Regions from separate parts of the Mus musculus genome. Here regions 1, 2, 3, 5, 6 and 7 are each linked to region 4. Evidence: chromatin loops called from intact Hi-C (ENCODE). Cell type or tissue: heart. All regions are shown on one strand. Region 1 has its middle 100 kb from the start of Gm38481. Region 2 overlaps Arl6ip6 (ADP-ribosylation factor-like 6 interacting protein 6). Region 3 has its middle 130 kb from the start of Gm38481. Region 4 holds the start of Rprm (reprimo, TP53 dependent G2 arrest mediator candidate). Region 5 has its middle 120 kb from the start of Gm38481. Region 6 has its middle 16 kb from the start of Stam2. Region 7 has its middle 56 kb from the start of Gm25898.

Evidence for each region. A loop is a pair of places that touch in the nucleus more often than their neighbours do. Peaks named below come from ENCODE experiments on the same cell type or tissue, not always from the same donor. Only the 100,000 strongest peaks of a DNase experiment are listed, where the experiment ranks them.
Region 1: it touches region 4 in a loop (4-fold over the local background); 3 of 42 quality-filtered maps call a loop at or near these places.
Region 2: it touches region 4 in a loop (4-fold over the local background); 11 of 42 quality-filtered maps call a loop at or near these places.
Region 3: it touches region 4 in a loop (3.0-fold over the local background); 8 of 42 quality-filtered maps call a loop at or near these places.
Region 5: it touches region 4 in a loop (2.2-fold over the local background); 8 of 42 quality-filtered maps call a loop at or near these places.
Region 6: it touches region 4 in a loop (6-fold over the local background); 3 of 42 quality-filtered maps call a loop at or near these places.
Region 7: a loop joins it to region 4, with 10 times the contacts of the local background. A loop is called at or near these places in 18 of 42 quality-filtered maps.

What each region holds. Positions count from the first base shown.
Region 1 is chr2:53,590,615-53,594,614 of GRCm38, forward strand. No RefSeq gene overlaps it. Among named protein-coding and RNA genes, the nearest start is that of Gm38481, 100 kb to the right of the region's middle. In heart, a CTCF peak has its summit at 2,311; no DNase peak of the experiment used is centred here.
Region 2 is chr2:53,203,039-53,207,038 of GRCm38, forward strand. Arl6ip6 (ADP-ribosylation factor-like 6 interacting protein 6) reads left to right here. Exons shown (of 4, transcript NM_022989.4): 3 at 1-13. Among named protein-coding and RNA genes, the nearest start is that of Arl6ip6, 13 kb to the left of the region's middle. In heart, CTCF peaks have their summits at 1,698 (motif pointing left) and 3,925 (motif pointing left); no DNase peak of the experiment used is centred here.
Region 3 is chr2:53,565,767-53,569,766 of GRCm38, forward strand. No RefSeq gene overlaps it. Among named protein-coding and RNA genes, the nearest start is that of Gm38481, 130 kb to the right of the region's middle. In heart, a CTCF peak has its summit at 2,420; no DNase peak of the experiment used is centred here.
Region 4 is chr2:54,083,720-54,087,719 of GRCm38, forward strand. Rprm (reprimo, TP53 dependent G2 arrest mediator candidate) reads right to left here and starts at 1,833. Exons shown (of 1, transcript NM_023396.5): 1 at 374-1,833. The coding sequence starts at 1,585. The coding sequence ends at 1,256. In heart, a CTCF peak has its summit at 1,930 (motif pointing left); a DNase peak (open chromatin) is centred at 1,902; H3K4me3 peaks cover 2,027 bases; H3K27ac peaks cover 472 bases; H3K27me3 peaks cover 1,749 bases.
Region 5 is chr2:53,573,163-53,577,162 of GRCm38, forward strand. No RefSeq gene overlaps it. Among named protein-coding and RNA genes, the nearest start is that of Gm38481, 120 kb to the right of the region's middle. In heart, no CTCF peak of the experiment used is centred here; no DNase peak of the experiment used is centred here.
Region 6 is chr2:52,756,580-52,760,579 of GRCm38, forward strand. No RefSeq gene overlaps it. Among named protein-coding and RNA genes, the nearest start is that of Stam2, 16 kb to the left of the region's middle. In heart, a CTCF peak has its summit at 2,254 (motif pointing right); no DNase peak of the experiment used is centred here.
Region 7 is chr2:53,329,155-53,333,154 of GRCm38, forward strand. No RefSeq gene overlaps it. Among named protein-coding and RNA genes, the nearest start is that of Gm25898, 56 kb to the left of the region's middle. In heart, a CTCF peak has its summit at 1,699; no DNase peak of the experiment used is centred here.

The sequences.
Region 1 (4,000 bases), 490 kb before region 4:
AGAATGCACCAGAGTCCTGGGAGGTAAGAGACCTTAGATGAAATGCTCAATAATAGGGAGAGGGAAAATTCTTAATTGAGAATCCCTTGTCAGGTTACTCTAGGCTATGTAAAGTTGATAGTTAACTAGCAATACTCCACTCTTTGTCAATTTAACATGCAAACCCATCACTTTAAATAATAACTGTTCAATTCCTTATCCCTAAGGTCTCATGTTAATATGTTAGCATGATGCACAGCACAATGTTAAAATTCCATCAGGCTTTAAAAACATTCCAATGCTTCACAAGTTCAAGGTCTCTTAAACAGTTCAAATTCCTTTATACATGGGCCTTTGTAAAATAATGTATAAATAAATAAATAATAAATAATTTATACTTCTTATTCCAAAAGGGAAGAACCTAGGCATAAAAACAATCTGACCAAAGCAAAATCAAAGCCCAGCACTGAAATATGGATCCTTTAGCACAGTGGGATTTATTACTAAGACATCTCAGGATTCTACAAGGCATGGGGACTTCTGCTTCTCTAGCTCTGACATCTGCACCACACACAGCTTCTCTTGTAGTCTTACACTGGTTCCACTCCACAACTGTTTTGATGGACATGCCATGATCCTGGCTTCACCAATATCCTCGGGCCTCCATTGCAACCAAAGCTGCGACTTCACCAGTGACCTCTTTTGTGTAGTCTCTGATTCGATCCTAGTTTCCTTTGTTTCCTTTATATCGCTGTGACCATGACCAAAAGCAACTTGAGGAGAATAGTTTTTGTTTGTTTGTTTTGGCTTGTAGGTTACCTTTCACCATAAAGAGAAGTTAGGGCAAGAACTCAAGACTGGGATGTAACAGGAATGGAAACAGAGACCATGGAGGAAAGATGCTTACTGGCATGATTCCATAGCTTGCTCCATCCCACTGGTGGCCACCAGTTCCTGACATTATTACTAATGTTATGTTGTGCTTACAGACAGGTGCCTGGCATAGCTGTCCTCTGAGAGGCTCTATCAGCAATTGCCTGAGACAGATGCAGATACTCATAGCCGAGCATTGAAAGGAGGTTGAGGATCCCTATGGAAGTTAGGGGAAGGATTGAAGGAGCTGAAAAGTATGGCAACCCCATAGGAAGACCAAAAATGTCAACTAACCTGGACTCTTGGGAGGAATAGGGGGCAGCATTTGGGATATAAAAATTAAAATAATTAATTTAGAAAAAGCCCCAGAGGAGTGGTGTTGCTGGCATGCCCAACAGTTCATACTTAGCTACCTTTCTTACATAGCCCAAGATGCCCTGTCCAGAGAGTGTAGTCTATCTACTACAGTGGGTGGCATCTCTTCCACCCATTACCAGTCAATCATAGTCATGGCCACAGAATAGTCTCATCTAGGCAATCCTTTAATTCAGACTCCCTTTTCAGGTGACGCTAGGCTGTCCTGACCATTAAAGTTAACTTGGACACCAAGTCTATGGAAATACTGAGATGAAAAAAATCCTTCAGAATTTGTCATTAACATTCAACAGTTATCAATTATCCCCAATTTTGTATTAACTATGTCTTATATAGCTGTAGTGAGAATTTTGGTTTGTTTAAAAACACAAAAATAGGGGAAGGAGGAAATGGGAGATGGGGTATAAGGAGAAAAAAAAACCCACAGAAATGTTTCATCACTATGTTTTGTTTTAATCTCTGGTGTGAAAAATGGGGCTGCTCCAGATTGTCCATAGCAGCTAACTGTGATTTGTTCTGTGCTCTGGCAGGCTTGAATGTTGCCTGCTGAAGACCGTTTATATTTGAAAATCTGGGGACTCTTTAGAGGGTGTAAAAATGTCAGAACCCTGAGAGAGGTGGCTGCTGCTCCCCTGCTGGCTGCCCCTGCTGCTGCTGTTTGCTAGTTAGTTCTTGGTTGCAGGTTGCTGGGTGGAGATATTCTGATGAAGAACAAAATTGCACCAAAGGACTTGAAACACCCTGATCATCAGTAAGTATCTAATCATTTTCTCTCCAGTGTCTCTCTAAGGTGGGTCCACTCAGGAGAGCTCAGGGCACAGAAGCAGAAGAGCAGCTAGGACAAGGTCTTATGGGCCTACATCTGCAGCCAAGAGGTGGAGTTGGTCCTCAGCCTTCTGTGCACCTTCCCTGCCAGAGGAGAGCTTGCCTCCAGGGAGTGCTCTGATCCCAGGACTCAGGTGAGATCACCATTTTCTATCCAGTGGCTCTCTAAGGTAGGTCCACTGAGGAATGCATAGGCTGCAGAGGCAGCAGAACAGATGGGATAGGGTCTGAAGGGCCTACTTCTGCAGCCACGAGGTGGGGCTCTTCTGCAGCCCTCTGTGCACTGGTCTTGCCAGGAGAGAGCTGGTATCCCAGGAGTGCTGACATAGACTCACAGGAAGAACAAGCTCCAGGCAAAGACAACAAGAACATCTAACACCAGAGATTACCAGATGGAGAAAGGCAAATGCAAAATCTTACCAACAGAAGCCAAGACAACTTGGCATCATCAGAACCCAGTACTCCCACCACAGCAAGTCCTGGATAACCCAACTCACAGGAAAAGCAAAATTTGGATTTAAAACCATATCTCATGATTCTGGTAGAGGATATTGGACATTAATAACTCCATTAAAGAAATGCAGGAGAACACAGTGAAACAGGTAGAAGCCCTTAAAGAGTAAACACAAAAAACCCCTTAAAGAATTACAGGAAAACACGACCAAACAGGTGATGGAATTGAACAAAACCATCCAAGATCTAAAAATGGAAGTAGAAACAATAAAGAAATCATAAAGGGAGACAACTCTGGAGATAGAAATCCTAGAAAAGAAATCAGGAACCACAGATGCGAGCATCAGCAACAGAATACAAGAGATGGAAGAGAGAATCTCAGGCGCAGACAATTCCATAGAGAACATGGACACAACAATGAAAGAAAATGCAAAATGCAAAAAGATCCTAACTCAAAACATCCAGGAAATCCAGCACACAATGAGAAGGCCAAACCTAAGGATAATAAGTATAGGTGAGAATGAATATTAAAGGGCCAGTAAATATCTTTAACAAAATTATAGAAGAATATTTCCTAACCTAAAGAAAGAGATGCCCATGAACATACAAGAAGTCTACAAAACTCCAAATAGACTGAACCAGAAAAGAAATTCTTCCCAACACATAATAATCAGAACAACAAATGCACTAAAAACACCATAGAATATTAAAAGCAGTAAGGGAAAAAGGTCAAGTAACATATAAAGGCAAACCTATTAGAATGACATCAGACTTCTCAACAGAGACTATAAAAGCCAAAAGATCCTGGACTGATTTTATACAGACCCTAAGCGAACACAAATGCCAGCCCAGGCTATTATACTCAGCAAAACTCTCAATTACCAAAGATGGAGAAACCAAAGTATTCCAAGACAAAACCAATTTATACAATATCTTTCCATGAATCCAGCCCTTCAAATGATAATAAAGGGAAAACTCCAATACAAGGAGGGAAACTACACCCTAGTAAAAGCAAGAAAGTAACCTTTAACAAACCTTAAAGAAGAAAGGCACATGAACAGAGTCTCAACTCTAACAGCAAAAATAGCAGTAAGCAACAATTACTTTTCCTTAATATCTCTTTATATCAATGGACCCAATTCACCAATAAAAAGACATAGACTAATAGACTGGCTATGAAAACAGCATCCAATATTTTGCTGCATACAGAAAATCCACCTCAGGGCCAAAGATAGACACTACCTCAGAGTAAAAGGCTGGAAAACAATTTTCCAAGAAAATGGTCCCAAGAAACACTCTGGAGCAGCCATTCTAATATCGAATAAATTGACTTTCAACCTAAAGGTATTAAAAAAGACAAGGAGGGACATTTCATACTCATCAAAGGTAAGATCTACCTAGATGAACTCTTAATTCTGAAAATCTATGCCAAATGCAAGGTCAGCCACATTCAGTAAAGAAACTTTAGTAAAGCTCAAAGCACACATTGCACCTC
Region 2 (4,000 bases), 880 kb before region 4:
CTGCTAGGTTCAAGTAAGTGTTTCTAGGTTTATTTTGTTTGTTTGAGGTGTGTGTGTGTGTGTGTGTGTGTGTGTGTGTGTGTGTTGTGTATGTGTGCACATTATTGTACATTAATGTCAGTTCTGTTAAAGACACTAAAGTTATGAGAAGCATAACTGGGATATGTTGAAGCTCTAGATTTCAGTATATAAGACAAACCAACACAAGATTTTTTTCAAGTGTCTAGGCCTCAACCTTCAAGTAATTGGAGAATGATATTTCCTATCTTGTTTCCTATCTTGTTAATGTAATTTTTAAAAATTGAAAATCACATATCAAAGAAGAAAATTTCATGACTTCTTTTTAGGTGTAAGAGTTTACAAAGTCAAAATGCAAAGTTTGAAAAGTTTTTGTCAGGTGTGTGGCCAGATTCAACAACAATTATTTCTCAAATTAGACTTTTTTCAGGATTTGAACCTCATGTTTTAATTAACTTGCATATTTGGTGCCCAGTGTAGCGATCCAGACTAGAGTTGATGTGTTTTTGTAGTGGAATTTCTTTGCACTGTATTTTCTTGTGTTTCGAAGAGTATCAGAAACTCAGTAGCCAATGGTCTAGTGCTTGAGAGACTTCTGACTTAAATAGTATTTGCAAAAAACTTCAGAGATTTCTAGTTTTCTACAAATGGAATTGGGAGGGAGAATGAAGATGTGAAAATTAATTTCAGTTAAATTTATGTGAGTTATGACAGTTGTTACTATTGTTATTACCAACTCTACCTCTTAAGCAAAATGTCTGTTTCTACCTCTTAAGCAAAATGTCTGTTTCAGGGCCTCTGTAAAGGGGAAGCCATAATAGTGATAACTATCAGTATTACTATAATACTAACATAGTTGTTGTTATTACTTTCATTATTAGTAAACTTCATATATTTTCCTCCCTCAAAATATGTGCTTAAAAATTTTGTTTTTACTTGAAACAAAATGTGAAAATACATATTTTATAAAAAAAAGTATTTACCTTGTCGCATGTTTTAAATGTTTCACAAATACTCGTGTGTATCTGAAATGTAAATTCTATGCCTATGGATCTGTGTTTGAAGTTGATAAATACTTAATTCACAATTAAATATAAGAAAAGTTATACTGGAATACCATACTATATGGATAACTTGGGTAGCATTCATTCAGAAAGTTTATTTGGCAAAGACATAACAGAGTTCTAATTTATACTGTTTTGCTACCTATTAACACCCAGTACCTTTAATAGAGATTGTAAATCTTATGTGATATACTTAATTTTCTATTATTTTTATTTGACATCGTCCCTGAATGCTAGCTGTTCAGGCAACTAGAGTTTTGAAGGTTAAAGAATTTTAGTGTTCTCCTAAAGATCGGTTAACTAATTGTACTAAGTTTTAATAAATTAATCTTTTTATTAAATTGTAAGTAGAAATAAAGAACCTCTATTGTCAGATGTTTAGTAGCCATTAAAATCAGATAGTGCTGCATCACATACTCTGTGTGCTTGGTCATCTAGTCTTTAGAAGTCTTAAAGCACTTATAAAATATATTTTAGTATACTGTGTTTGTGTTAATTTTTACAAGTAAATATAAAATACCAAATTATTTTATGTTTATTCATACGGAATTTAAGTATACACATAAACACACAGTGATATTCAGTTTGAAAATGCAAACATTGCCCTCTAGTGTTCATGAAAATAAACAATTACTTCATAAAGATCTTACGAATATTTTCTCTGTGTAGCCAGTAGAGTGAGTCCTTGCACAGGAAAATAGACTTTTTCTTGTGAAAATGTTATAATCTTTAGACTATTTACTTAGAAATCAGATAGAAATGTAATGTTTTAATAAAAATAACTTTATAATATATCATGTTATCTTACTACCTAAAATTAGGTTAATATAAGCATGTTTCTTGATTGTTTAAAAATATTTCTGATTCTTTGTTAAGGTGTCCTTGCAATGTAGCTCAGTTGCTGGAGTGCTTGGTTCATATGCATGTGGCCCTGGGTTTCCTCCCTGGCACTGTACAGTGTGCAGTTAGTTGTCCGTGTGTTGTGTCATCCTTGCTAGTTCAAGGCCATCCTTGGACTGCATAGCAAGCTTGAAGCCAGTCTGGGATATATGAGGCCTTGTCTCAAAAAGAGAAAAATAGGACTGTGGCATGTGTGTGTGTGTTTTTTAAGACAGTGGAAATAACAAATCGGGAAAGCTACTGCCAACATTTTAATGTATGTTTTTTCCATTCTTTTGTTCTTTATGATTGTTTTAGAAATAGGAGTTGGGATCACCATGTGTATACTATTTTTCATGATAGCCAGTTTATAAATGTAATTGGTTTATTTAAACAGTCTTGTTAGTCTATAGACTAAAACATGGGTTTTAATAAAAGAATAATTTCAAGGGAAGAAAATCAAAGCTATTATCTTTTTAAATTATTATTTATTTTTTTACTTATTCACTTTATGAATCACATTTTACTGAAACAAAATTCTCAATGAAATTAAAAAGTAACATTTCTTGCTATTTAGTAAATATGAGGTAAACCATTTAGTGAAATTAGCTAATAACTAGTGTATTGAATAACTAGTTTAGATTGATACTAAAAATGAAATGCTTTTCTTGTTACTTATTTATATTTAACAAATTTTTATTACATTTTATTCATCTGTATTTATGTGCTGCTATTGCTGCATGTACATATGCCATAGCACAACCTGTCAAGGTCAGTTGAAGGAGTCAGTTCTCACCTTCCACTATGTGGGTTCAATCCACCATTTGGGATTGAAGTCAGTTTTTCCAAGCTTACCCATTAAACTGAGATAGCTTCAGATCACATACTTTGTTTACTTGCTGAGCAATCTTGCCTTCCACCGGTGTATCATTTTAATTTAGTTAAGTTTATAAGTGCACGGAACCGTCTTCCTGTCAAAGTTCATTTAGTACCTTTTTGAAAATGTACCTTTCTTTGTTTTTATTCCCAAAGTCTTATGTAAAAGTGAAAACTTTCCTTTATTAGATTTATAAAATAATTATATGGAGAACTTTGTCTTAGCTACTTGGAATTTGCATTGTTAAATTACAAAGCAGAAGTTTAGATTTTGAGAAGTATCCATAGCATTCCATAGTTGTTATTAGGTTATAATTTAGTATAACAATCTTGTATAATTTACTGTTTTCCCCCACAATGTCACATGATCATCTCCAACTTGTTTCCCTCATTCATTGGGTCTTAGGAGTGAGTTCCAAACAAGCACATAAATTGCATGTATAGTCATTACTTAATATTGCGGCATCTATCTATATATAAAATTACTGTATACAAGGAAAACCCAGACTGTTAAGTTATCTTGCGGCTTGTTCCAGGATAGGCTAGTGGCAGAACCAGATATCTTATTTAAATCTTTGTGATTGAAGAAGTTAGGTAGAATATCTACCTTGACGTTGAATTCTTCCTAAAAGTACAATTTTTAAACTAGTACTTTAATACTAGAGATGTCTTAGAGACTCCAAATAAAGTTCATAGGGAAAAGAGCCAAGTCTCTAAGCCACCTGTAATGTTATTATTAGTGTTGTTCCATTTTATAACATGAAGAAAACAAGCCCCAAGAACTGAAGCAACTTGTACATTCAGATGTAACATGCATCATCTATTTTTCCTTTGCTTCATTAACTCACTGACTTCTATATTATAAAATAAAGTAATAGTTTTACTAATTGTTTTTCTGTTGACATCTAACTTTAAGCTTTTATAATAATGTCAGTTTTACCTCTGCAGTGTTGCTAAATAAGAGTAACAACTTTGTTTTTAACATCTGTTCTCATATTCATTGTTTTCTCCAAATCAGTGACACTTTTTCCTTAAACCCAACATATTTTACATTACCTTTGTATAGGCACCATCTAGTGGTAAATGGTCTAACTGTAAGCTTGCAGTTACTCTATGTGCTAGATATAAAACCATTTAACTTTGAAAATCCTATCTATAATAAA
Region 3 (4,000 bases), 520 kb before region 4:
TTCCTCTGTTGAGGGACATCTGGGTTCTTTCCAGCTTCTGGCTATTATAAATAAGGCTTCTATGAACATAGTGGAGCATGTGTCCTTATTACAAGTTGGAACATCTGGGTATATTCCCAGGAGAGGAATTGCTGGATCTTCTGGTAGTACTATTTCTAGTTTTTTGAGGAACCTCCAGACTGATTTCCAGAGTGGTTGTACCAGCTTGCAATCTCACCAACAATGGAGGAGTGTTCCTCTTTCTCCACATCCTTGCCAGCATCTGCTGTCACCTGAATTTTTGATCTTAGCCATTCTGACTGGTGTGAGGTGGAATCTCAGGGTTGTTTTGATTTGCATTTTCCTGATGATTAAGGATGCTGAACATTTTTCTCAGTTGCTTCTCAACCATTCGGTATTCCTCAGTTGAGAATTCTTTGTTTAGCTCTGTACCCCATTTCTTTTATTAAGGATAAGAGAGTAGCTGGGCTGTGCACTGCCCTGGGGGAAGGCTGTGGTAGCAGCAGAATAGGAGAATCAGTTATTTGGTAGATTTTAGTTTTACAGGATGGTTTATATGTGCAAGGGGAAAACAATTGTTTTGAGAGATCAAAATGTTTTAGAGTTTGAAGAATCTGAGCATTTTTATGGGATTCAAACCCAAAAGTACTGAAGTCCTCAGGACATGAAGCATGCCACAAACCTATTATGAAAACTGCCAAAGACAGTTTCCATCACCCAAACTCGATAAAACTTCACAAGAGCAAAGAAACTCCAGGAAAAAAAGAAAGTGGGGTCTTAAAATCTCTATTGATTATGTGGGGCTTCCTGGAGAGAACAGAAATTAAAACCTCCAGATGTGTTCAAGTACTCATGATCAGAGGGGTCATTGGCAGGTCCCTCATAGGTTCATGTATCAGATATTTGATTCTTAGATAATGGTATGGTTTTGAAATTCCAGATGGTAGGATCTAGCCGGAGGAAGTAGGATTCTAGGGAGTATGTTGTTTCTCTCCTGTACTTCCTGTCCACAGGAATATTCTGACAGCATGATGTTCTGCCCAAAGTCCCAGGATCAAGCAAATATGTACTGAATATTCAATAAGTCTCCCCAAATCGTTTCTTATGTAAGTTAGCTTTTTTGTCAAAGTGATGAGAAAAGTAACTGCTACACATGGTTTCTGAGGTTTTACTTCAGACCGGGACACAGAAAGTAATGAGTGGAAGCCCTAATTCTTGTGACTTCATGAGAAATGAAGGAGGGTATCTTCACGGCATGTCTGGCTCGAGTGGACATTTGACAACCTCATAAAGTTCTCTGCCATTATTAACTTGTACTACTTTCTATCCTTAGGCTCTTAAATTCTCGCTACATCCTCTTGCTAAATGTTCTTTGAGGTTTTGTGGTAGTGGCGTTGATACAGATGTCCCATTTACAGCCAAGTACTCAGGTACCCTCAGCATTTTGACCAGTTATGCATGAGATATATAGTTGTTTTTAAATGTATGCTTGCTGTTAAACAGACTATTAGTTATATTGAATTTAAACACACACCAATATTTAATAATAAAGGACTGAATACTATTCTCCAGAATTCTAGTACTGGAAAGATTCTAGTACTGGAAAGGAAGGCTGCCCTGACTTAGCCCCTTCCTAAGACAGATGTCCGTGATGGTATGTGTGTTGGGGATATGATGCTGGGGTTCTCAGTTTGGCATGATTTTCCTGTTACTCTTCAAGGCTCAGTCAAGCTCTCAAGCTTCTGTGTTATCGCTACTTGGACCAGACTTCCAGAATAGAAGGTGGTAGCATCCATACAGTGATTCAGGGAGTCTGGTTTACCCAGTGGAGTCTCTGGCTTTGATTTTTGAAGCTGTGGTCTAACAAGTCAACATCCCTTAGTGAGGCAAATAAATGAAGATTTTTCAGTCGTCAAACCTATGTTTATTTTAAAGCTTCTTAAAATTCACACCTTATTTTAATTGTTTTAAAAAGAACATTTAGTGGGTCTTAGCTGTCTGACAGTAAAATGTGCAACTTCTGAGCACAGTAGACACATGACTCCTTAGTTCTCTGTGATGTTCCAATACACTTTTACCTCCCTTCAGTTTATTTTTCTCTCCTCCCCTGCCCTTCTCACCCTTCCCTGTCCTTTTCTGCTCTGTCCTCCCTTCTATCCCCTGTCAGTCCTTCCCCTTCTCTCACTCTCCTTCCCTTCTTTTTACTTCATTTCACGCCCTCTCCCCATTTCTCCATTTTGTCCCTCCCCTCCCCTTCCCCCTCTCTCTTTCTCAAGTGTGGCAGTACTGGAGATGGATCCTAGGCATTCTATGGAATCACTCTCCCACCAACTATAGCCCCAGTGCTCCATTATTGTCTGTTTTACATTCTCTCTGTGGAACTTTGCCCCAGCAACAAGAAGCTTGCCAAAATTTCCTGCAGGGGGTGTGCTTTGATTATATTTCAGGCTCTCCTTGTTTACACTAACATAACAATGGTCACCGAAATAAGACACAGGGAAAGACTCAGTTACATTAAGGGGAATAATATTCTAGGCAGAAACTAAGACAGAGTCAACCATGAGTAATGTTGATAGGGCTATCTACCTACCTATCTATCTATCTATCTATCTATCTATCTATCTATCTATCTATCTATCTCATATACCACACATATACATGCACACACACACATATATATACATATATATCATATGTATACATATATATCATATCTCTATCTCTCTATCTCCCTATCTCCCTATCTCCCTATCTCCCTATCTCCCTATCTCCCTATCTCCCTATCTATCTATCTATCTATCTATCTATCTATCTATCTATCTATCTATCTATCTATCTATCTATCTATCTATCTCATATACCACACTCGTACATTCACACACACACATATATATACATATATATCATATGTATATATATATCATATCTCTATCTATCTATCTATCTATCTATCTATCTATCACAAACTCTCTCTCTCACACACATATATATTCATATAAGTTTGGTTATAAATGTTGAAGCATTATACATTTTTTTAAAAGCATAGAAAGGAGTATTTGTCCCTAGTTCTTTAAACAGAAGTATTGGCTCCCACTGATTTTTAGACTCAAGAAACCAGTATCATGGACCCAGGTTGGGAACCTGTCTTGTCAACATTCCTTTTAAAAATATACCTCAGGTTTTCTGTGTAGCAATAGCAACCAGCTTTCTGCAACTTATCTGGGTATAGTTCATATACAGTCCTTTTGTTGAAAAGCTGCAAGCAATTTGCTTTTCCTGAAAAAAAAAATGAACAGAGAGAAATGAGATTACACAATATGAGACTATCAAATTATATTATGTAAATGCAAATAAAATAAAATATATTAGCTCAAAAGTGCCACTGGGTATTAAGCAGAGCCTAAAGGGAGTCACATTAATTCTCATAAATCAACCTCCTCAGGTTGCCTGGGATATGAGGAGGCAGGGAGAGTGAACTTCATTCTTTGACATTTTATAAGATTACAGTATTTGGGGGGAGTTTCTAATACCGACATCACTTGCTATCATTTTTTATGAAATGACAGCAAATTTTAAGAGATTGTGGCTTCCACCACAGCACTGAGTTTGGTAGATGTGTGTTTTCCTGACCCAGCAGGATGCCACTGCTTGGGAGATGAGGTAGGTCATTTTCAGGGCAACTGGAGGAAGCCAGGTTCATGGCAGGCTGCCGTCCCTGACAAATTATATTAATATCCTCTCTCACTTAATGGAAGGTATCGGCAAGATATAATCCCACTCAAATTAGAGACTGCACATTATAAAGAGTTGCAATATACAGCACTTACATTTTTAAGTAGTAAAGGTGAGAGGGTTACGTAGGCCTTGGAATACTGATATCTAAGTGAACCCACTTTTTGAAAAGCTTAGATAATATGAATCCTGTATTTTAAAGAAAGCTTTTCAATTATGTTAAAAGTCACTGTTTAGGCTTTTTAATTTCTTTTGTAAGTTCCCCATA
Region 4 (4,000 bases):
AGATGCTCTCCCTAAAGACTGGCTTGGCTGTCTCCTCCTTTCATTAGCGGGGTAACCTAGAGTTCCCCGAGGAGCCTGGCACGGAAGTGTAATTTCCCGCGAGAACCTACCTGACATTCGAAACGAAATGAAATTTTAAATCATAAATATGCGAGAAAACAAAGGCCGCTGTTTTCGAGATGGCTTTTATGCCTGGGGCTTCGTGTGTGTCACAAATCCCTGGGCTCTCTGTCCAGCCCCTCCTCCCCTCCATGGATCTAAGGATCTATGAAGTAGAATCGCAGCTATGGCCAGGCGAAACCTTCTGGCTGGGACCCAGAAGCTGCGCAGCCGACCTTCCCCTCCTCCAGGAGAACAGAATGACTACCAGGAAGCCAGAAACAAAACACTTAAATGTTGCATTTATTAAGGAAATGTTAAATAAGAAAAAGAGTCAAACGGTGTCACGGATATCAAGAGCACTTTTGTGGCGTAAACCGTGCAGACAGGAGCTAAGAATTCTACTCTGGATCTTTGTCCCGGGCGTAGCTGGAGCGCTAGCCTCCCATAAAGACCCAGCTGGAAATGCACTAAAAGAAAGCACTTACCCCATTCACAGTCTCAGACTCCCCTCCCCCCACCCGTTCTCCCAGAATGACAAAAAACTCTAACCCGCAGGCAGGCAAACAGGCCACTAGGACACAAAAGACTTATCAAATATTTGTATTCAAGCAAACTAACACAAATCCCCTAAAACCACAGGTTACTATCGATCAAAGTTTCACTCTCTTAGTAGGTCGCAAAACCCACACGCATCTATGTTCCTTCCCAATTAGGTCTGCAGCGTGGCGAATAAACAGTCACTTTTTCCGGTCACTGGGCCTCTGAATACACACCCATCCACACCCCGCCTTGCTCGGCCTCTCAAGCTGTCCCCAGTGCTGAGCCCACCTGCAGGTGGAAAGGGGCCTTCGCCGCCTGGTTCATCTCCCAGTATCCCACGCCAGCAGCCACTCCCAAAGTTCTGCGCCCTGCTTTTGCCACCTGCTGCTGTATCCCGAAGTCTGGGCGCTCCTCCTGTACAGTCTTGCTTGGGGCCTTTCGAAGAGCTATCAGAAATCGGTCACTTTTTCCCCAAAGGCAGAAGTCAAGAGAAAAAAACTGACTCCGACAGGTTTGCGTTGCTCGGTCCGTGATGGTGAGGGGTGCATCGCGGCTGGCGGAGTACTGGAGGTGCCAGAAGGGAGGCACCCGCCGAGGGGGACCCGAGGGCCACTCAGTAGGGTCCCACGACCACTGCCTCCACCTCTTTAGACGGCCTCCGGTCCTTCACTAGGAAGTTGATCATGCCTTCGGACTTGATGAGCAGGTTGCAGCCAAGGAAGAAGATGCCAAAAACCACAGTGAGCGAGAGCACACACATGACTGCGATCTGCACCACACGCATGATGTACAGGCTGCGCTCGTCGGGGCCTCCCTCGGCGAAGCCATCGTCGGTCACCACCGACGCCTGGGTGCAGCAGCGCACCGCGCGCTCCAGCGCCTCGCTACTGTTGACCAGGAACAGGCCAGCCACGTCGGTCTGGTTGCCCAGCACTGAATTCATCACGAGAGCAAGCGGGAGCCGGGAAGGCGAGGATCGGAGGGGTGGGGACCAGAGTGGCTGTAGCGCGGGACGAACAGGTGCCCGGCGGAGCGCTGGCTTGATCACTTGTGCGCGCAGGGCTCCTCAGTCTCCCTTTCAAAGTCCCAGGTCCGTAAGTGTCTCAAGAACCTCTTCAGGGCGCGCCGCAAGCTGGCTCCTGTGCGCTGTGTTCTGCCCAGGCAGTGCTCGTTCCCGGCGCTCGCACGACTGGGAGCTCTTGGAACTTGGCGGGTTGGGCCGGAGGGGCCGTGGGAGGCGCGGGCCTTGGCGGTGGCCCGGCTCCTGCTCCAAGCGAACAGCGGCCCCTGCTGGTGATAGAGCCTTGCTGCGCCCGCTCGGCTTAGAGGGGCGGCTAAGATAGGAGCTAACCTAGCAGCAGGCTTTGTGCCTTCTGCATTTCCAAGGGCTAGGCAGGGTTCACTATGCACTCCTGATCTGAAGAGCAAGTAAAGAACTTGGAGAGAAAGGCTGAAAGTTGCAGAGGACCCGGATCACACCCTCTCTTAAGTGTGTCCTTCGAAGCCACCCTATCACCTCTGAGCAGATGTAAGGTGGACAGGTACCAGATGGCGCTGGTCAAGGTACTGGCCTGCTGCCTGTGTTTGGCTGCTGCCTGTTCTTGTAAGCTTTCTGGTGGAGTATTGGAAGACAAGGCAGGTGGGAAGACTGGGAATTTCTTCTCTCCCCACCCCCACCCCCGTTTTTTTTTTTTTTTAAGTAGGGGGTGTTGCTGATGTTATTGTTGTTTTAAGGAAGGGAGAATGGAGGAAAACCTTAGAAATCATAAAAGAGCTACGTCCGCACCCTACTTGGAAAGCTCTTACGTGTGTAGTAAAGCGGGGTTTGTAGTGAGCTGTGAGGCCCAGGCAAGGCGCAGGTCTAAGGAGGTGCTTGCTCTCTTTGTGGTTTGTGTGTGGAGGTGGTTACCAAGAACAGGGTCACCTCTCTGTTAAGGGAGGTGGGCAGAGTGACCAACCACTTCATTGCCACTTTAATTGCGGAGGAGTTTTTGGATGAGCTTCCAGTGTTTTCTGTCCTTGGCAGAAAATCAGTGGTTTAAGGGAATTGCTCATCTACATCCATCAGCTAGAATGTCGGCCAGCAGCTGGGCGCCTCCCTCCAGAAGCTGTTGCTCCCACCCACCCTGCCTTCCTCACCACAAGGCAATCTGCAGGCATTTCGGGGAGCTGCAGACACTCAGTCCATAGTGGCTGTTGGGTATAAGTGCTACCAGAGGAGCCTTACACACAGGCCACTTCTACTTTGTTTTAGACTCCAGAAGATACAGGATCCTCTCTTCTCCTTCCCTTTTCTCCTGTCCCTTGAATCGGTCAATCAAAGCCTTAGAATCCTGACTTTGGTGATGATAGGCATGCACAGAGCCTTCTAATTACACCATGCTTGCTTGTTAAATTCCCTCTGTAAGAATCACTCATTCCACATTCAGATCCTCTGAATGTACTGGCATTATTGGCATCCTTGTAACGTGCTGCCATCCCTCAAGCACAAAGGAGAGCCTTTTAGGCAAGTTTTTTTTTTTTTTTGAAGTTTCAGTTTCTTCTAGCTGTCTAGATTCTTTTATTACTGAGAATAGAGAGGTGTGAACAGCAAAGAACCAGGCTCCCAGGACTTAGCCATACTTTCCGTGGCTTAGTTGCTCTAGTTTACATATATATACATATGTATATATGTATATGTATATATGTATACATTTATATGTATAGTATATTGTATACAACATATAAAATCATATACTATATATAAATTCTATATATAATTCATATATATGTCAAATCTATTATTAATGGATCATAAAGCCAGACCTCATATTTGAGAAAATATCATCAGAAGAAGTTGGGGAGCACAGATTTTCTTTTCTTTCTTTCAGCTGTAACTGACACAAACCCCGGACATAGAAGGCAAAGCCTCTCCTCATAAGACAGCCCAGGTCCATGGTGTTGTTCCTTTGATTCCCCAGCCCTAGGATTTTGTTCAGTAAAATTGAGTAGTTAAATAGAAATGAACTACAAATCCAGTTAGCACAAAGCTTGCTCTGTCACTTCCTATTAGCACTAAAGAAGTCTGGGCTAACTAGAAATTTTCTTTCTTTCTATCAAACAAAACAAAACAGCCCCCTCCCCCCCAAAGAAGAAGAAAAACAACAATCCCTAGAGTCATGTTTTTGTTTCTTTTTCCTATTTTCGGTGTAGAGTTTCCCCGCAGAGTAAAGCCCATCCCTTTACCTGTTTGGTGGAAAGTATTAGGGGCTGTAGCATAGCAATGTTTAGGAAATGCCCATATAACAGAACTTGATTTCCAGGGAAATAAATGATGATTTGGCTGCGAGATGGACTGGTGCTTCACTTTTTTCCCCCC
Region 5 (4,000 bases), 510 kb before region 4:
TAGGACCTGAGAGATGGCTCAGCGTTTATGAGCACTGTAGAGAGAATATCTTGTGTAGAGTATGAATGCATCATCACCTGTCATTAAAAAGTCTATGACCCATGGACTGGGCAAGAAATAGAGGAGGGCCATCTGGGAGGAGAAAGAATTCTGAGGTAGGGCCAGGCGGGAGAATGGCTGAAAAGTTGTGAGGAGATGAACATGTGGTATCTGAGTACAGGTAACCAGTCACATGGCAGAGTGTGAAGTGGGTCATCTTTAATTATGATATGGTCAGAGTAGAGCCTAGCTATATGGCCAAAGTATTTGTAAATATAATTTGGGTCTGAGTCTTATTTCTGAGAGCATGGGGTTGGGAGAAAGAACTAGGGCTTAACTTCTATAGAGCACTGTTGCTTTTGCTGATGATCTGAGTTCAGTTCCTAGAACCCACATTATAGCTGACAATTGGCAATAACCCTATAACTCCAGCTTCAGGGGGTCTCTCTGGTCATTGTGTGTACTTGCACATATGTGGTACACATAATTGCATGCAGGTACATTATATATGATAAAATTTAAAAGATTATATTTTCCCATATCATGATCAGTTTACTATTGTTCATGATAATTAGAATTATTATCTTATTTAATAATAAGAAGAATTATTTTTACTAGTAATAATAATAGAATATTTTTACTAACAAAAATTATTAGTGGTAATTCTTAATACTATTATTGTATCTTACTCTTGCTGATGATGTTACATGACTAGTTGACATTATAGAAGTGATGTATGCCTGTCTTAGTTTTGGTTCCTCCCAATGTAGACACCATGACCAATGTGTGGGTGTGGAGCTCATGAACACAAAGCACACAAAGCAAGATAATTCATGGTCTGATGGATTCAAAGGTCAAGCCAAAAAGCCACACAGTGCCAAGAACAAAAAGAATCAGTGGCCATTCCCATGCTTCTTATTTTACACACTGAAGCAAAGCACCCAGATAACTGCAGCACCACTTTTAAGTCTAAAATTAAACCGCTACCAGTGATTCTCTATATTTTTAGCTGTTGTGAGGGGGCTGAGGCTGAAGGGGAGGTGATGAGAAATAGTCTTATGTCAGCTAAAAAGAGAAAAATGTAATAGCCTACATTAGCTCCTCACATAGAACACTAAACTGTTGTGTCCTGAAGGATCACAAGGTATCTATAAGAACTCTCAATTTGTGATTCAACTTTCACTTTTATGTGGAAAACAAACAAACAAACAAGATTTCTTTTTTTTTTCTTCTGCCAAGGCCACATATGATCCATTTCCCTAAAATAATCAATTTACATCGGAAGTGATTCCAGGAAGCAAAGGCGATACAATGAGGAAAGCTAAACAGGGAAGGACAACCAACAAGATGTGCTTGAGGAATGGGCTACTCCTGTGGACATTGGGCTGAGGGCAAAGGGGATGGATCCTTGTGAGGAGCCGCACGTACTGTGTCCTAAACGAACTCTAGGATGGTGACGCTGGGCTATTTATCTCTTAGCTCAGGTCCTTCATTGGTGTGAGTTACTATTGCTAGGTCCCTTGCCTTTATAAGATTTTTTGCCCCCCTAGGGAGTGGCTTTATTTGGGTTGGCGCATGCTCAGCAGATTCAAGGCTGAAGGCTAAGCCCTGAGTACAGTAGGGCTTTGCCTTGTGTACTTTTTTTGTAGCACAGTTTTTTATTAGATATTTTCTTTATATACATTTCAAATTTCAAATGCTATCCCCCCTATACCCTCCCCTTGCCCTGCTCCTCTACCCACCCATTCCCGCTTCTTGGCCCTGGTGTTCCCCTGTACTGGGGCATATAAAGTTTGCAAGTCCAATGGGCCTCTCTTTGCAGTGATGGCTGACTAGGCCATCTTTTGATACATATGCAGCTAGAGACAAGAGCTCCGGGGTACTGGTTAGTTCATAATGTTGTTCCACCTATAGGGTTGCAGATCCCTTTAGCTCCTTGGATACTTTCTCTAGCTTCTCCATTGGGGGCCCTGTGTTCCATCCAATAGCTGACTGTGAGCATCCACTTCTGTACTTGACAGGCACTGGCATAGCCTCATACGAGACAGCTATACCAGAGTCCCTTCATCAAAATCTTGCTGGCATATGCAATAGTGTCTGTGTTTGGCGGGTGTATGGGGATTAAAGTTTAGAAAACATTTGGAGGAAACTTTGGTAGAAAAGGGAGCAAAAAACCTTACTCTTGAGTCTATGAGCAACTGCAGGGAAAGTCCCAGATGTTCAGAGGGCTATATGCTGTCTTACAAGATACACCTCTCTGAGGTAGAAAACAAACATTCTAGGGAGAGACAACAGCCTTAACTCCATTATAAGACAGTGTTATTAATATTTCAGTCATATTTATCTGCCTCTTTAATAACTAGATTATACTGTAGTTTCTATTTTACATTTGCTTTGTATACTCTCTACTGTTTTTTAATGACTGCTTGTATTATTATAAATGCTTTGCGAATGCATATTTTCTCAAAGATATTAAAGCTTATTTAGGGATAAAATACAAGTGGAACAAAATTATAAAAGTGACAAAGTAAATTAGAGAATGGTTGCTTAGAAATTATGCAGATATTTAATTTAGCTAAGTAATTAACGGGTAGATAGGATATATGGAGAAGAAAGCCTTCATGGAGGAAAATAATCTTAAACTGGTTATTGAAGGCCTGAGCAGGAAATGGCTCAGCTGTTTATGAGATAAATAGATCACAGGTGTGGTGTGAACATGGCTTCTGAAACACAATTTAGTGAGCTCCAGGAAGCCAAGATACACAGCTTTCTCATCTTTGAAACCTGAACATTATCTTACCTGACAAAGGGACATTTAGGTTGTGAATGGGCAAGAGGATACTAATTGGCTGACCTTAACAATACAGCCTGGTTTAACAACATGCAGGCCCACTCTCACCGATCATGTGTTCAGAAATGAAAGACCAAGGTCAGGGAGTAGTTGGAATGTGTAGCCTGGAAGGTGGGGAGGGAGCCCACAAGCCAGCTATGTGGGTGCCCTCTGGAAACTGAGAAAGAAAAGGGAAAGGATCCTCCTGGCACCTCCAAAATGGGGCCCAGCTGTATCAACACTTCGAAGCTCAGTGAGTGCCCAAAATAATGTTGCTTGGAAAGTGGTGAGCCTTCTTCATCAGCACACGTGAGTTTCTTTCTTTCTAACCAAGACTGTCCCGTTTTTCTGAGCCTTCATCATTAGTGCTCCTCAACTATCATGCAGAGTCTTCATGGTGGCGTGAGGGCTTTTAACCTTCCAGTTTTATTTTTTATCTTTTCAACATGATGAGACAGTTTTGATTTCTCTAATTTCATTTTCTTCAGAGATGGTTCCATGTAGCCGTAACAAATTTTAGTTTCTCTGGAATTTTCTTATGTAATCTGTTTGTGTTGCCTTATCTCTTAAAAATGTCATATTCTATAGTTGTCTTCCCTGATGTATTCTGTCTATGGATTTCTCAACATCTGAGAGAGAGTTTTTTTCAATATTCTATTAAGGATTCTGAATAAGTGACCTTTCCCCTTCTGAGTCTTTCAGCAAGTCATATTTAGAGGCCTTGAGTAATGAGAGACTGGTGTGTATGCAATGTTTCTAATACATGAATTCATGAGCAAGTCTTGAACCAGTTTCCTAGGATCTACAACATAGAATGTGCTCCAAAATTGTGATTAGTGGATTGGACAATAGTTTATAAGAGAAGCAGGTAGAGCAAGGCACCATAAAAGAGAAGGAATTTAAGCTGAAGAAGTAGAAAACGGTTCGAAGGTTCAAAAGTGTGTCATGATATATTGATCTTGATACTGTATAAAGGCACCGCGTGTCATTTTGAAATTTAATTAGAGCCTCTCATAGTTACCATTTCTTTCTTATCTTGATCTTCTATTTTATTCATCTATTTGTGTCTCTGAGATTCATTATAGACATAACCTTCAAATTCATCTTTTATTTCGTGAATTCTGCTGTTTA
Region 6 (4,000 bases), 1.3 Mb before region 4:
CTCTCTCTCTCTCTGTAGACCAGGCTAGACGTGAACTCAGAGTTCTGCCTGCCTATGCTTCTAGAATGCTAGAGCAAAGGTACGCACTACCACTGCCTGGCTTTTCTATGCTTTAAAGGAATTTACTGTTAAAGTCCTAAAGACCTCCTGTCACAGGACTCCTGAAAGAGCTGGTTGATTTAATTCAATACGTTTTTACTGCCAGTGAAATTAAAGAACGATAAAATGGACTAGCTTAATTTTTACTTCACAGTTTATTTAAAACTGGTCTTGTTCACTGTCATACTACAATCTGCCCAGTGGGTGGCAACATTGTCTCACCCCAGAATCAGCTTCTCTAGAAAACAAAGAAACAGTAAAACAAATTTCAGGCTAGACCTAATTTAGCCAAAATTAACAACATCACTTTATCTACCTTACGAAACCAGGTGAGTAATACACCATTGTAATATGCCAACCTATAACAAATTTCAAATAATTTATAGTGAGTGGCAAAAGTAGCTGCTAATAAGTCACTTTGCTAATGAATGTCAACGAATTGGGCTGTGCTCCTAAAAAATATTCACCCAATCATCATCTTCTGCCCAATGTTTTAGTTTTAATATAGAAAATACGTATTTGTTTAGACTTAATCTCATGTGCGAAAGTCAGCGATTGTGATAAAGACTATTGTGCTAGAACTCCAGGAAACTGAGGCTGGGGAGATAGCTCAGTGGTTAAGAACACTTGCTACTCCCAGAACCCCATGATGAAGAGTTCACAGCCTTGCACCAAGCACACACTAGTGCCATGTCTAGCGAAATACTGCTTCTATTCTGGAATAACTAGACTTACACAGACACATAAATAAAAAGAGAAGGAAGGCCATGGGTCTCTGCAGAACAGTTTATGGGGTGGGACCTTAAAGATGGATAAGAACCATTATCATACACCGTCGTTGAAGATTTAAGGAGCACTCTAAATAATGTTGAACCTTAGTTACATAAGCTATAGGGTAATTTTCGATCATAACAGCATTTCCCCTTCTAGCTTTGAGGCACCGTTTTAAATTCAGAATTTAGTCAACATCTGTGTTCACCTGCATCCTTGTAAGAGCATGTTTTTCAGTCTTTATAAAGAAGGTATATGTTTTCAATGTTGGTGGCTAAGCAGTGTAGTTCAGCGGTAGAGCACATGAGGCCCTGGGTTTAACCCCCCAGCACCTAAATTAAAAAACACTGGTATTTATCCCTCATCTAGCCTGGATTCCCTGTGTTAGATTTTTATTGTTATTGAGCCTTTTGGAGAATTAGTGTAGCCCTATTTTTGCATGAAACATCCTAGGAAGAGCTGTGATGTCGTTTTAGATCAGGTAGGATTATGTTTCTCATTTTGGTTCCTAGTAATTTTTTTGATAGTGCTAAGTATAGACTTAAGTTCTCGAAACTGACTTCAAAATTCCAAAATCCTTTTCTCGGGCATAAGTGATTTTTTCCCCTAAGCCATCATGTTATTAATACATATGTAACTTAGGCTTTATTCTCCCAAGTGAACAATTTTATTCTTACTCTTGTTAGTTGGTTCTTTGTAATGAAGGGAAATTGCCAATTCAGTAGTGTCTGAGACTAGGGACATTGGGCTGTGTAGAACTCTAGTCTAGTCTGCATGGTGTGTGTGTGTGTGTGTGTGTGTGTGTTTCTAAAAGGTATATGTATACTTTTTACTTTATACCTTTCACTTTTATCTTAAGGGCAAAATACCCTAAAAGGATATAAATTTTGTTTACCCATCAAAAATTCAAACCATAGTACATCAGTGTGCCAGATATAATAATTCTATTTTATGTGTCGGACTCCGTGGATGTGCACATCAATGTGGCCTAATGAATGGCTATGAACATAACGGTTCCCCCGGGAGCTTTGATGTCATCAGTAGGCATCACTTGCCTTCTTGGGGGTCTCTGTGGAGTCTGGAACTTAATGAGGAACCTGTGTGGGTGTCTCCTGCATACCTCTGCAAAGTATCTGCTCGACCTACCTGATAACGCTGGGTAACTCCGATCTCTCTTCTCACTCCCAAAACCCTGTTCACTCCGGCATCTTTCTGATTGACACTTCTGCTGGCAACACGTTCAACAATCATTCGAGTCAGTCCAGCCCTCCCGACTTGCTTCTGCGTTGCTATCAGGACTGCCTTTCAGTGCTTCCTGAGGGCCCACACAACCCATGCACACATCTCAGCAGCGAGCCACCAAGCCCTCGATAAGTCCAGCAGGGGGCGTCAGTGAAAGCCTTCGAGTCACGAAATGAGCAAGCACTTTTTTTTTTTTTCCTTTTAAGATTTAGTTTTTATCTTATGTGTATGTGTGCTGCCTGCATGAATATGTGTGCACATGTGAAGGCCTGGTGATCAGGGTAGCCAAGAAGGGTATCAGGTCCTCTGCAACTGAAATTACAGACAGCTGTGAGCTGATATGTGGGTGCTGGGAACTGAACCCAGAGCAAAAAGTGCTCTTAACCTCTGAGCCATCTCTACTGCTCCTAGAATCAGATTGTAAAATTTAGGATGATTGGAGTTCTCGGTTTCCCATAATATAAGATATTAACTTTATGTATATGGAGATATTAACTATGTATATGGAGTGAAATTTTCATAGATAATACAGGATGGTATGCAAACATCACACCCCCACTGCCAATGATAGGGCAGAGCCTTAAACACTGAAAAGGAATATCATTAAAGTTACATAAATTAGTGCAGCTCTCAGCCTTAATCAATCTTCCTTCCTTCCTTCCTTCTTTCCTTTCTCTCTCTCTCTCTCTCTTTTCTCTTCCTCTCTTCCTCTCTTTCTTTCTTTCTTTTTTGTTTTTTCCGAGACAGAGTTTCTCTGTGTAGCCCTGGCTGTCCTAGAACTCACTCTGTAGACCAGGCTGGTCTCGAACTCAGAAATCCGCCTGCCTCCACCTCCCGAGTGCTGGGATTAAAGACATGTGCCACCACTGCCCGGCTTGATCTATTTCATTTCTTTTTTTTCTTTTAGGTTTTTTTTTTTGGGGGGGGGGGGTTCCAAGACAGGGTTTCTCTGTATAGCCCTGGCTGTCCTGGAACTCACTTTGTAGAACAGGCTGGCCTCGAACTCAGAAATCCGCCTGCCTCCACCTCCTGAGTGCTGGGATTAAAGGCGTGCGCCACCACCGCCCTGCTTTGATCTATTTCTTAATTACTATTTGGAAACTAACATTTAATCGTAAGTCTACATCTTCTACTTAATCAAAACGAAACTTTCCTTTCAAACTGATTTAGAACACTAACAGACTCCAGCCTTATCCCTTATTAGAGAATAGACCCATACATCCCAGTCAGCGGGATGGCTCGGAGGATAAAGGTGCTTGCCTTGCAAGCCTGACAACCTGGATTACATCACCAGAACCTAGAAGGCAAGGAATCAACCAAATCTCAAAAGTTCTCTTCTGACCTCACACAAGCAATGTGACTCACGCCCTCACATCTCACACACACACACACACACACTAAAATACAGTATGCCAGCTAAATGATAAATGATTAAGAATATAAATACTGCACATCTGTTAATGTTTTAGCCTCCTGTCAGAAAAAGGTGTTTCTATATTTGTATTTATAAAAGGATCTGGGATTTGAGCAAATGAAAAACAAAAAAACAAACAAACAAACAAAAAAAAACCTCTTTTTTTCTTTAGATATCCCTCAGTATACCTGCTTAGTTTTAAAGTCTTGTAAACTGTTTCTAGCTGTTTCTAACCAAGTTGTAATACTGAGCCAGCTGCAGGAAGGATAATTTCTAAACTTTCACAGTTATCCTTTGGTTGGTACATTTTTTTCAGTTATGCCATTTGTGAGATGCCAACATTGGCTTCATGTTATTCTTTCAAGTAGGGCTAATTAGTCAAGGCAAATAAAGCTGAGATGACTTTTTTTTTCTTCTTTTTTTTTTTTGTTTTGTTTTGTTTTTTTTTTTTTTTTTCGAGACAGGGTTTCTCTG
Region 7 (4,000 bases), 750 kb before region 4:
GCATAAATAGGACTTCTCATTCCTCTCATTTCTCAGCAGTAGGTAGTTCCTGGAGAAATTAACGTTTATTTTGAGGCACTTACATTTGTTTTGGCATCTTGGTGGTCTCCTTAAGTTCTTTGTTCCCATTCTGCCCTGTGTCCTGCTGCCTACTTCAGTTTCCAGAAGGTAAGAACCACTTGCCTCTAAATGCCATGGCTTTCTATTAAGTTAGACACAAGTTAGTTAGATTGTATCTATTATTTAAAGTTTTTTTAACCTTTATTTTATGTGAATGAATTTTCTGTTTACATGTGTGTTGGTAGATCTTCTGTGTGTTAGATCACCTGGGGAGGGCTCATATAGACAATTATGAGCCACCATGTGGATGAGTACCCAGATATTTTGACTTCCTCTTTTCCAATTTGTATCCCCTTGATCTCCTTTTGTTGTCGAATTGCTCTGGCTAATACTTCAAGTACTATGTTGAAAAGGTAGGGAGAAAGTGGGCAGCCTTGTCTAGTCCCTGATTTTAGTGGGATTGCTTCCAGCTTCTCTCCATTTACTTTGATGTTGGCTACTGGTTTGCTGTAGATTGCTTTTATCATGTCTAGGTATGGGCCTTGAATTCCTGATTTTTCCAAGACTTTTATCATGAATGGGTGTTGGATCTTGTCAAATGCTTTCTCTGCATCTAACAAGATGATCATGTGGTTTTTGTCTTTGAGTTTGTTTATATAATGGATTACATTGATGGATCTCCGTATATTAAATCATCCCTGCATCCCAGGAGTAAAACCTACTTGGTCTGGATGAATGATTGCTTTAATGTGTTCTTGGATTCAGTTAGCGAGAATTTTATTGAGTATTTTTGCATTGATATTCATAAGGAAAATTGGTCTGAAGTTCTCTATCTTTGTTGGATCTTTCTGTGGTTTAGGTATCAGAATAATTGTGGCTTCATAGAATGAGTTGGGTAGAGTACCTTCTACTTCTATTTTGTGGAATAGTTTGTGCAGAACTGGAATTAGATCTTCTTTGAAGGTCTGATAGAACTCTGCACTAAACCCATCTGGTCCTGGCAGGAGTTGTGTTCCACTCACCAGAGGTCTTAGGATCCCGTGGGGAATCCTGTCTGGGCCCTTGCGGGTGTTGGGCGAGACTCCGCTGGCAAGGTACCTCAGGGCTCGAGTGGATTGGAAGGGACTTGTGCCCCAGGTCTGGCCCGGGTATTCCGCTTCCCTATTTACCACAGTCTCAGGTTCTGCGCGCGATTGGATTGGGGCAGGGGCTGTGTTCCACTCACCAGAGGTCTTAGGATCCCGTGGGGAATCCTGTGTGGGCCCTTGCGGGTGTTGGGCGAGACTCCGCTGGCAAGGTACCTCGGGGCTCGAGTGAGGATTAATTATTAACATTGTGGAGGAGACAAGAATCAGGATTGGCTTGGGAGAGAGAGAGACAGAGATAGTGACAAACAGACAGAGAGACACAGACACACATACAGACAAACACACAGACACACACACACAGACACACACACAGACACACACAGACACACAGACACACACACACACACACACAGACACACACAGAGAGAGAGAGAGAGAAAGAGAGAGAGAGAGAGAGAGAGAGAGAGAGAGAGAGAGAGAGAGAGAAAGGTGAAATGTATTATTCCTGCTACTAAACTACGACTAACGCCAGGGGGAGCTTTAGAGCAACGTTGTCACACCAGAGTTGCTCAGGGTCGTAATTGCTGCACATTTATGCTCCTGCCTCAGTCACTGGTTTTTTGGCTACCTTTGCAGGTCCTTGAATGACTCTGCAGCTGGGGCAAACTCTGAAGTGGGTGACAGTGCGGCGGCATGTCATTCCTTGAAGGGATTCTGGAGACACATCTCCATGTCTATTTCAGCTAGAAAGTGACAGGTGAAAGTGAACTCAGGGTCAACTAATTCCAAGGTCGAAGACCTCCCTCCTTCTCTTTAGTTCTTCAGCAAATAAATATTTATTATTTTCTTATGGAAAGGTGCTGTTTTAAGTATTAAGAATTCAACCTTAAGAGGATAAGGAAACTTGTAGAAGCTCTCCCGATTCCTGCCATGGCTTTTTGGAGAGTGTATTGCAATTTCATGTGGAGGGAAAAAGACACCTCATAAACAAAGAAATGGTAAGCAACTCGGATGATAATTTAGTGAGGGTATGGTGCTTATACAGGAAAAGTAGGGAGAACTGAGCATGCGTGTCTAGGAGGGATTGAAGGTGTTCCTGTGGAAAACAGAATTGTCAGAGGACTGGGGATGGAGAAGGCATTTAAACAAATATTCAAGAGGGGAAGGTCAGTCTTGTGGCTGTGTGAAGAATCATGCTAAGCAGAGAAAAGAGCCAGTAAAAAGGCCTGAGGAGGACTCTGGCCATTGCATACCCTCACACAGTTCCCTTCAAGTTTCTGTGCATAGCACAGCAGCTACCACAGGCCTGGTATAGGATGCAGCATTTGCAGACTACACTCATTTGTGTATCACTGTGGTAAAGTTTATAATATCCCCATACCATTTATACTGGTATTTAATTAGGTTTATATTTAATTAATTCCCCTTTCACTCAAGTACACACATTTTTAAATTGAAAATACATTTTTCATATAATATATTTTGATTATGGTTTCCCCTCAACTCTTCTCAGATCTTTCTCACCTACCCAAATCCATAGCTTTTCTTTTTCCTCTCATTAGAATTCAAACAGACATCTAAAAAAATAATAAAATGAAATACTATGAAACAAAAACAAAGCAGAAGTACACATCTTTGATAATGAGTTTTGTGGTAACAAATGACTGTTACTTTGATTTGAGTATGACTTCGGCATCTCCAGTACTTCATGAATTTAGTTTAACCATCCACTGTTAAGTATTAAGAGAGTAGGAACTTAATGTGACTATGATGTTAGACCTGGAGTCTTTGTGAAGTCAAATATATGAGGATGGTATAATGCCAATAGAATGATTGAATCCTGATGGCTTTATGAAGGGAGAGTGCTCAAAAGAGAAGTACCCAAACACATGTACCCCCCACCTTTTGCTAAGTGATGTCGTGTACCACATCAGGACTCTGTCACACTATGTTATACAATAAATGCACTCCCCACCTCTTTTTTATTAGATATTATCTTTGTTTACATTTCAAATGTTATCCCCTTTCCTAGTTTCCTCTCTGAAAATCCCCTATCTCCTCTCTCCTCCCCCTGCTCCCCAACCCAGCCACTCCCTGCTAAGTGATGTACTACACTACCTCAGGATTCTGTCACCAGACAGGCAATTACTAGATATAATGTTTAACAATCTACCTCCAGAACTGTACAAGAATAACACTTTTTACCCAAGGAGCTGAAGGAATTTGCAACCCTATAAGTGGAACAACAATATGAACTACCCAGTAACCCCAGAGCTCATGTCTCTAGCTGCATATGTAGCAGAAGATGGCCTAGGCCATCACTGGGAAGAGAGGCCCCTTGGTCTTGCAAACTTTATATGCCCCGGTACAGGGGAACACCAGGGCCAAGAAGTGGGAGTTGGTGGGTAGGGGAGCAGGGTGGTTGGAGGGCATAGGGAACTTTCGGGATAGCATTTGAAATGTAAATGAAGAAAATATCTAATAAAAAATTGAAAAAAAAAAGAATAGCACTTTCCTTCAAAGCTTACCCAATTTATGATATTATGTCATTGGACACACACACACACACACACACACACACACACACACACACACACACATACACACGTGAGAGAACCTATAAGCCATCAAGATAACATTAGCTACTTATTCAGAGTCTGAAGGACTTAGTCACTATCCCTAATATTTGGCAAAGATCCAAAGGCAAGCAGAGGGTAGCAAAGTAGAAAATAAATATTAGGCTGCGGATGTAGATTAATGGTAGAGTACTTACCTGACATATGCATGACTCTGACTTCAAGATGCACCACTGAAAGCATAATCAAAGACAAGGAAGGCTTCAGAGAATATTG